Linked DNA regions of Mus musculus: regions 2 and 3 are each linked to region 1. A link is a contact called in ENCODE Hi-C or POLR2A ChIA-PET data. All regions are on one chromosome and are shown on one strand. The core of a region is the stretch at or near the end of the contact, and the rest is flanking DNA. Distances in the headings are between cores, read along the strand shown.

What was found. A loop is a pair of places that touch in the nucleus more often than their neighbours do. ChIA-PET counts read pairs that join two places held with the same protein, here RNA polymerase II (POLR2A).
Region 2: POLR2A ChIA-PET joins it to region 1 with 11 read pairs in Patski. The contact joins the promoter of Ankle2 here to the promoter of Chfr in region 1. POLR2A ChIA-PET finds 5 or more read pairs at or near these places in 2 of 5 experiments (Patski and embryonic stem cell).
Region 3: a map of heart shows a loop between it and region 1 (2.8-fold over the local background). The contact joins the enhancer-like site here to the promoter of Chfr in region 1. A Hi-C loop is called at or near these places in 6 of 37 maps with a recorded cell type or tissue (heart, left cerebral cortex and mouse trophoblast stem cell). POLR2A ChIA-PET finds 5 or more read pairs at or near these places in 3 of 5 experiments (Patski and embryonic stem cell).

The regions. Positions count from the first base shown.
Region 1 is chr5:110,134,440-110,137,206 of GRCm38, reverse strand. Chfr (checkpoint with forkhead and ring finger domains) reads right to left here and starts at 1,377. Exons shown (of 18, transcript NM_001289577.1): 1 at 1,273-1,377; 2 at 1,013-1,156. The coding sequence starts at 1,145.
Region 2 is chr5:110,229,623-110,232,389 of GRCm38, reverse strand. It overlaps Ankle2 (ankyrin repeat and LEM domain containing 2), which reads right to left and starts at 1,386. Exons shown (of 13, transcript NM_001253814.1): 1 at 967-1,386. The coding sequence starts at 1,153.
Region 3 is chr5:110,056,767-110,059,533 of GRCm38, reverse strand. No RefSeq gene overlaps it. Among named protein-coding and RNA genes, the nearest start is that of Gm35315, 37 kb to the left of the region's middle. Within about 2 kb of position 1,418, at least 1 of the 3 ENCODE cell types and tissues checked has a DNase peak (open chromatin) inside an H3K27ac peak, as active enhancers do; it is heart, where a contact is called at or near this core.

The sequences.
Region 1 (2,767 bases), core at 128-2,627:
CTCTCCGAGTCCAAAGCTAGGTTACACACAAGCAGTTCATGTAAGATTTTATCAATCCTCCTAGCAAAATAAGGTGGACACAAGTTATAGAAATCTATGTCCTAATCCCAGCACTCGGGAGGCACAGGCAGGTGGATTTCTGAGCTTGAGGCCAGCCTGGTCTACAGAGTGAGTTCCAGGACAGCCAAGGCTATACATAGAAACCCTGCCTCATAACCGCCCCCCCAAAAAAAACAAAAACAAAAACAAACGAAAAAAAGAAATGTATGTCCTTGACCCAAAGCAATCGATGTTGGGATCTGTGTATAACTTTGTTCAAATTCTCAGTTTCCTAAGTTCATTAAATAAATTATTCTATTTCCTGGGACTTTGAGATCTTTTCAAATAGAAACCCTGCCATTATAAGTTGCCCTCAGAGCACTGGTTTAACAGTGTCCTAGTCTTCCAGCATATTCTTTGTTCTCATTTGTCACAAAACATTTTTTCTAAAGTCCCTGTGGTTTATTTTTTTTCACCCGTCAACCTTTTAACAGTGGTGTCAAATTTCTACATACCTTTTTTCAGTTTTCCTTTTGTTAATAATTTCTAATTGCATTTCATTGAGAAAGAGAAGTGTACAGTAATGAGGACAAGATCGTATTTCGAAGGATATATTTACAGATCTATTTCACAAAGTTGTACTGAGAACTGACTGATATCCATCATCAAGCATCCAGAAGAGCAACTGCACAAATAAATAAGCCCATTTTATGGGGGGGGGGGGGGGTTGAAAAACAGTGCACACACACACACCCCCCGAATTCCAGTAGCTTCTGTATCGCCAGCCGGGTACTTTTCCCACTTCAAACCCCCTGTCGGTTTCCCCATCTAAACCCACTCTGACTAGGTCTTCGATCCTGTTCTAGGCCCTCGGTCTCCTCTCAGTTGGGTACCCACTTTAGGTCCCTATGCTTCATCCCTGTCTACCCCTTTAGCCTTTATCCTCGTCCTCACTCCACTCTGGCCACCGCACCTCTCCTCCTTCCGATGGTCCACTCGCGTTTCCAAAGAAGGATCTGGGGTTCGTCCTCCTCTGCGCCTAGACGAAGAAGCCTCCCCCAGGGTTCCTGCGGCGGCGGCGGCTGCTCTTCCCCGTGTAGCTCCATAGGACTCACATCTACAGAGACCCAGAAACGCCGGCTCAGGGACTACTTAAAAAACGCTCAGCACCGCTGCTATAGCCTGGCCGCCGCCTGCCTCCCCAGCCAGGACCCCACCCGCCGGCCAGCTTACCCCACGCCCTGCGCGGATCCCGGAACCGGCCTTACAGTCGCCGCCACCGCTGTCAACAGACATCTCGGGTACCCCAGCTGATCCACGGGAGGCGAGGGGGAGGGGAGCAGAGCGGTACGCCCTGTGATTGGCTGGCGGCCGTGCCCACCGAGAGCGACGGCTAGAGCGGTGCCAGAAAAGGCTATCCGGAGGGGGCGGGGCGGAGCGATCGGAGCCTGCGCAGATGAGAGAATGTGCACCTTGTTGCCATCTTTGATGCTGGCAGGCAGGCGCACTTACCTTCCTGCAAAAGCACGGAAGTAGCTGTGGAGGGCACCATGTTAGATTCGGGCCAAAAAAAAAAAAAGACCGAGTAACTTATAGATCGGAAGGTCCTTAAAACCTCACTTGTAATTCCGAGATAAGGTGCTATTTTCACACGTCAGATTACAAAATGTGAAAGCTTGGTACAGTGGGCCAGCCCTTCGCAAGGAGCATAATTTAAGATGTCAATTAGAATAGAAACAGGTAACTCGTCTCTGAGGGCTGATTTGCGGTATCTTTAAATCCTGTTTCTTAGGATCTTGTGTCATTCCCGAGTTGTATGCTACAAGCATGTTGGTGACCCCCCGGTGAGAGAGAAACACTGGCAAAAACAATGCCCTGGAAGAAAGTCACTGAAGACAGAGAAGCAAAGTCCACACACAGTGGTTCTTGAGCAGCTCGGAGTAATGTCTTTGCTGGTGAACAGCTTCAAAAAAGTATTAAACATCTGTTTGTTTGTTTGTTTGTTTGTTTGTTTGTTTTGTAAAAAGAAAACACATACACAGACACATTTGTAAATATATGTGGAAATGCGTCTTTGCCTATGTCTACAAAGATTTACTCAAATACTTTTGAAAGGATATAAAAGTAGCAGTGGCTGCCTCCGGGAACATGGATTTGTACCGGTCTGAAAATCGCCGAAGAAGACCCCAGACATAGATAATATGCAAAGACAAAGAGCGTTTATTCTGAAGAAACAAGCAGTATGTGGGTCACATTTTTTGAAATGGTGTCCGCAGTCAAGGGTGTGTGGGCCTTCTTATTGGGGGGTGGATATTAGGTAATCTCTAATGTGATTGGCTGGGCCACTGTTCACATTTGGGAACTGAACTGTGACCCTCACCCCCACCCCCCAGTTAAGATTATATAGAGTTTTTAAGCCTAAAATCCACAAACATCTGTGCTAAATTATTCCACCAATCAGGATTTAGGGATAGAGGGTTTACTTAGGAACTTGTCTTTGTTGTATATGTACCCTGCTCCCATTGATCTGGGTACTCAACTTGCAGGGACTTGACTTACCTAACATTCATGTCCTAACTTGTCACAGTACCCATGTACATATTTCTTTCTGCCAAGTAGGATGTCAATTCCCAATAGGCCTTAGGAACTTAAACTTTACTCGGCCACTAGTCAAAATGAAAGTCTTATTCCAAATAATTTCTTATATTGGTGCAGGTGTCTCTCTTAT
Region 2 (2,767 bases), core at 137-2,636, 95 kb before region 1:
CAACACAAACATTTCATTTCTCCACGGCCATGTAAAAATAACCAGCATTACCCTGACCTTCCTGTTCCCATTTCTTAAGCAAAAAACAAACAAACAAAAACAAAAACACGAAAACAAAACCCCCAAGAAACCAACGACTGCTAAGAAAGGGTTGATATGTATGTCAGTGGTAGAAGACTTGTCAAGATGTGCCACGCCTTGAGTTTTATACCCAGCCCTAAGTAATTAAAAAATGAAATTGTGTTTAAGTTCATAGTAGCAAATGGAGCCTCTGTTACCCGTAAGATCTTGTTAGGGTTGGGTTATCTCTAAAGTTCTAAAGTTGAGTTAATGGCTTAAAATGTCATTTTCCTTCTAGAAGAATTACTTTTCATCTTCCACTAAGAACTAGATTTAGGAGAAAGTGAGCGTTAGTGAAAAGTGGCTTCATACGAACACATACCTCGGGCTGGTGAAAGAGCACACCGACTGCTCTTTCCGAAGGTCCTGAGTTCAAATCTCACAACCACATGGTAGCTCACAACAAGAGACCTGACGCCCTCTTCTGGTGCGTCTGAAGACAGCTACAGTGTACTTATTTATAACAATAAATAAATCTTTGGGCGGGGGGCCGATCGGAGTGAGCGAGCAGGGTTGACCCGAGCGAACAGAGGTCCTAAATTCAATTCCCAACAACCAGATGAAGGCTCACAACTATCTGCACAGCTACAGTGTATACTCATAGACATAAAATAAGTAAATCTTAAAAATAAATTTAAAAAATTCTAAAGAAATCTTAAAAAACAAAACAAAAACAAAACACATACCTCGTAAACATGGGATTACAGTTTAGAGAGGTGGAGAGAAGAAGTGCTAACAGGGCTGTGGGTTCTCATCAAAAGTTTCCAAAATATCCGCGATAGGGTCTTACCGTATCCAGGGGGCGTGGAGAGTGAGGTTTTCCTCCCACGACTGACGCTGCCTTACCTGGCTGTGCGGCCACCGCTTCAGACGCGCTGGGCGGAGAGGAGAGCGTCCCGCAACGGTTCAGGTCCCGCGGCCGCTTCTCTAGCCGGCGGACCAGCCAGCGCACGGCGATGAACAGCACCGAGGCGCCCAGGAGCTCCCAGGCCAGGGCCGCCCACTCCACCACAGCCAGCCGCTGCCACAGCATCGCCACCGCCGGCGCCGAGGCCTTGAGCGCGGCCGCTGCAAATGCAGCCCGCGTCGCTCCCGCCTCCGGCCCTCAGAAGACCGCTCGCCTCGCCACGGGAGTCGCGCCTGCCCCAAGCCTCCTCCTCCGCCCGGCCGTGGTTAGACCAGGCGGGCTGCGCGCGCAGTGCGGGCCGTCCCGTTTCCCAACGATCAGGCTAGAACGCGGCCCGGAACGCAGCCTCAGGCGGCTCCGGAGGCAGCCCGGGGTCCTGATTAACGCGAGCGCAGCCCGGCAGTGGCGCGGGCAGCTTGGTCGGGGTCCTGAGTCGGACTCGGCGCGCTGCCTGGCGCGGCTCGCTCTTCAGGTGCGCCGCCCCGAGTTGTCGCTGCTGGAGAGCGCGAGCGGGCTCCTGGGTCACCCAGACTGTGTGTCATCCCGAAGCCAGCAGAGCTGGGGCCATAGTGCTTGACTGATAGGGGCTGAGGATGAATACGGCGGCCAGAAAGCCCAGCTCTGCCTCCTGTTGTTAATGAAGATTTTCTCTGGAATACAGGCAGAATGCCTATACCATTCCGACGGATAACGCGAAAGCCTACCTAGCACTGGGATTAAAGATGTGAGCCACCATGCCAGGCTGCTGATTTTAATTTTTGAAGTCCTTTTCTAACCTTTGTTTTTCTTTTTTGAGTCTTAACTATATATCCCCAAACTGGCCTTATGCTGGAGATCTGCCTCCTTGAGCTCGCAGAAATGTGATTACAAGCATGTCACATTAATTTCTGCCCACAGATCATGAGCTATGGAAGCCCGTGATGGTGTAGAGGCTTCTCACATGTACTCTGAGTGGTCTTTAGAAGGCAGAGTGGAGGATGGAGGCCTGTTCTGTTCAAATGTGTATCCTACCTCCTGCCAGTGAGAACTTGGTAAGACCAATTCTCACTATCCGGAGAGGGTGGCCTGAGGAATGGCCTAAAAAGGCCTGAGTGGAGGCCCCGACACGTTCAATTTACAGGTTACCAGCCAAGAGTCAGATATACATACCCTTCAGGTCATATCTTCAGTTAAAGATGTTACTTACTCCTCAGAACAGTCTCAGGGAAGCCAAACTAGATGACTTGAGAAATGCTAAGATGAATTTCCAGTTATTTTTATAGCCCCAGGATTAGAAAGCTAATTTAGATGTATTTCAGTATTTAGCTGGGCGTGGTGGTGCACATCTTTAATTCCAGACAGAAGCATGTGGATATCTGTGTTCGAGGCCACCCTGGTCTATAGATCCAGCCCAAGAGGCATCCAAGACTAAGTAGCAAAACCTTGTCTCAAAAAAACCAAGATAAATAAGTTAAATTTAATTATAGGCAGATGGGTAAAGTAGTATTAATTCCTTAAAGAAACAGGTACAGGAATATGTCATAGAGCAGTGGAGAACAACTTTTAATGTTTTGTCTTTTGCTTCATAATTGTGTTTATTTAAAGAGACCATGTGGGGTGGGGGGCTGAAAAGATGGCTCAGCGGTTAAGATCACTGACTGCTCTTCCAGAGGTCCTGAGTTCAATTCCCAGCAACCATATGGTGGCTCACAACCATCTGTAATGGGTTCTGATGCCCTCTTCTGGTGTGTCTGAAGACAG
Region 3 (2,767 bases), core at 169-2,668, 78 kb after region 1:
GAGCAATGTGCAGAATGCAGAGGGAAAGAGGAGAAAAGAAGATGTCCCAGGGAGCAGAAGGAGCAGGCAGTCTTCTCCTAACCATGGGACAGATCAGGTGCCATAGTAAGGACAAGGCAGGTTTAATCTTACTAAAAGAAACAAAGCTTTTTTCTTACAAACATGGGTTTAATTTATTTAGCATTAAAAAGGTAGAAGCTTTTTTTTTTTCTCTATGTAATAAAAATTGGAGCACATTTTTTTTTTTTTTTTAAATCCAGAATGAGTGAATCCTTGCTGCACCCATCCTTGGTCTTTTGCTCCATATGCATATGTAAGTATGGATGTGTGTACGTATGTAATTGTGAGAATGTCTGCTTGTGTGTGTGTAAGTATGTTTGAATGGAAATGAATAAATGAGCATGAATGAAGCTGAATATGAATTTATGTGAGATTATGCATATTTGCTTATGTAAAAATTTTTCCTTCTGGGAGTGTTTTCTCTTCTCCTGACTCAATAGAAGTCTACTGCTCCAAACTCCCCCCTAGCCCGACAAGCAGGAGGCATCTGGACAATAGGGGAAAGAGTCTAGCAATTAATCCTTTACTTAATCTCCTGCTGTTTTAGGGTGAGGTGCTGAGTGCCAGAAACTGCGATTTCTGACCTCAGAGGATCACAGAAGGCAGGTCAGCTACAACAGCATAGTAACTTAGACTTAGATAAGTAAACTTTTTATTATTCAGCAACCCTAAATTTTTGGTAAGACTTTGTCTTACCCCAGAATCTCCTAAGACAAAGTCTTACCCTCTGGCTATGCTCTTCCCCCTCCTCTGCCTCAAGAAGAACCTACAAGAAGGAACGAACAATCACCCCACGCTGGGGCTTAGCCACGGCACAACTGTATCCTTCTTAACTGATCATTAAAGATGTAAGTGAAAATAAATTATACTATGAATATAACAAACCAGAAATTAATAAGCCCATTCATTTCTATAAACTATTGTTTTCCAAAATCTCTCTTTAATTGTTAATTTCCTGGGCACCCTTCTGCTTGTGGGACAGATTAATAAATCCCCTGCAAATTGAGTAAAGGGCTATGCAAGCTCCCTACCTAAATTCCAGGAGGGAGAAGGCAAACAGCCTAGTGAGTAAGGGAAGGTTAGGCTGAAGTCAGGCCCTGGTCAGCACAGGGTTACTGCCCTCCTAGGGGAGGAGCAAGCAGCTGAGCGGTGGCAGGGAAGTGGTGGGGCCTCCCTGGAGCTGCGCAGGGAGAAAGATGGGTAGGCTATTGGAGGACCGGCACAAATACTACAGAAATGCAAATCCCTGTAGATCTGGAAAAGGTTGGGCACTGGAGTTGAATTTTAGGCTGAGAACCTCTACACTGTGTGCCTTCAGCTCTCTCTAACCCTAAGGGAGGTACTCGAGTCACTCAAGACTTACTGGCCAATCAGAGCCTTTTAGGCGCACCTGCCAGTCAGAGGGGAAGGCGGGTTTTTCCGGGTGCCTTAGTGCCGGTTTCACTTAGTAGCTGAGCAGTCTTGAATGGTCCCATATTCTATGCTCTGTGTCCTGCCGTTGTGTGCTGTGAATCGTGTTCAGGCAAGGTCTGAAGTTGCGACATGGTGAGCACAGGGTCACTGCCAACAATGGGGAGCAGCGCGAGCTGCTGTGGTGGGTCTTTCCCAGGACAGAGTGGGAATCGGCGGCCACTTGTGAGGTCCCCTGAGGTCCTAGCCATTCGCGGGACCCAGCTGTAGCATCTATATAACTTCACTGTGGGGGCTGCATCTGTGCAGAGCATTTGGCCTGTGTGTAGAGAGATCTTTGGCGTGATCCCAAACTCAGAGAGTCCGACTTTCTACAAGTTCTGTTCTTAGCATTTGACATTAAGGTGGACAACCCATTTGGAGTTAATTTTGTGGAGGTTGTAAAAGGCATCTCATGTGCTGGGTAGCAATTCACTATCAAGCTGTGATGTAAAAGAGTAGAATTGATGATGTAAAGGATTTACTAAAGCTTAGCGGATAGTAAGGCACTCCAAGTAGAATTTAGCTGAGGGTGCACTGCATGTAACACATCCCACAGATAAGTAATATGCTAACCAGGGCAGTTAGAGTTTAGGATGCTAGGATACACATGCTTGTTCACCAGGATTGTCTAGAATTCATAACAATGGAATCAAACTAGATTTACAACCAGCATCTAGGCCCACCTCCAGATCAAAGAGCAGGCCTCTAACCAGCTGCTCAATGGGGCATTACAGGGTCACAATCTACAGTAAGGCCTGGTGAGCCATAAAAGTTCAGTTTTCTTCTTGAGAAAAGGATAGTTATGCCACATGGGCAGGATGACACCTAGTGACAATCATGTGAAAAGAGAAAAAAGAAAAGAAAAGAAAAGAAAAGAGAAAAGAAAAGAAGAGAAAAGAAAAGAAGAGAAAAGAAGAGAAGAGAAAAGAAAAGAAAAGAAAAGAAAAGAAAAGAAAACTGTTGTCTTGAGTGTAGGCCTGATCCAGCTACACTTTCCCTGAGGTCCCCACGTCTGGAGCAGGACACAGCTCCTTCTGAAACCCAGGAACACGATTGGCAGAGCCATTCACAGCCTAGTCCATGGGAGCTTTCCCTGAGGCCCTGGGTATAGAGAGAAAACAGGGCTCCTTTTCTAAAACCTGGAATATGCTTGGGAAAGTGGTTAATGGTCTGGGGCCAGGGCCTTTGGGAGGGGTTGAATCAGATTCTGAGAGCACAACTTCCCACCATATGGGGCTGTGGTTATCAATTCCAA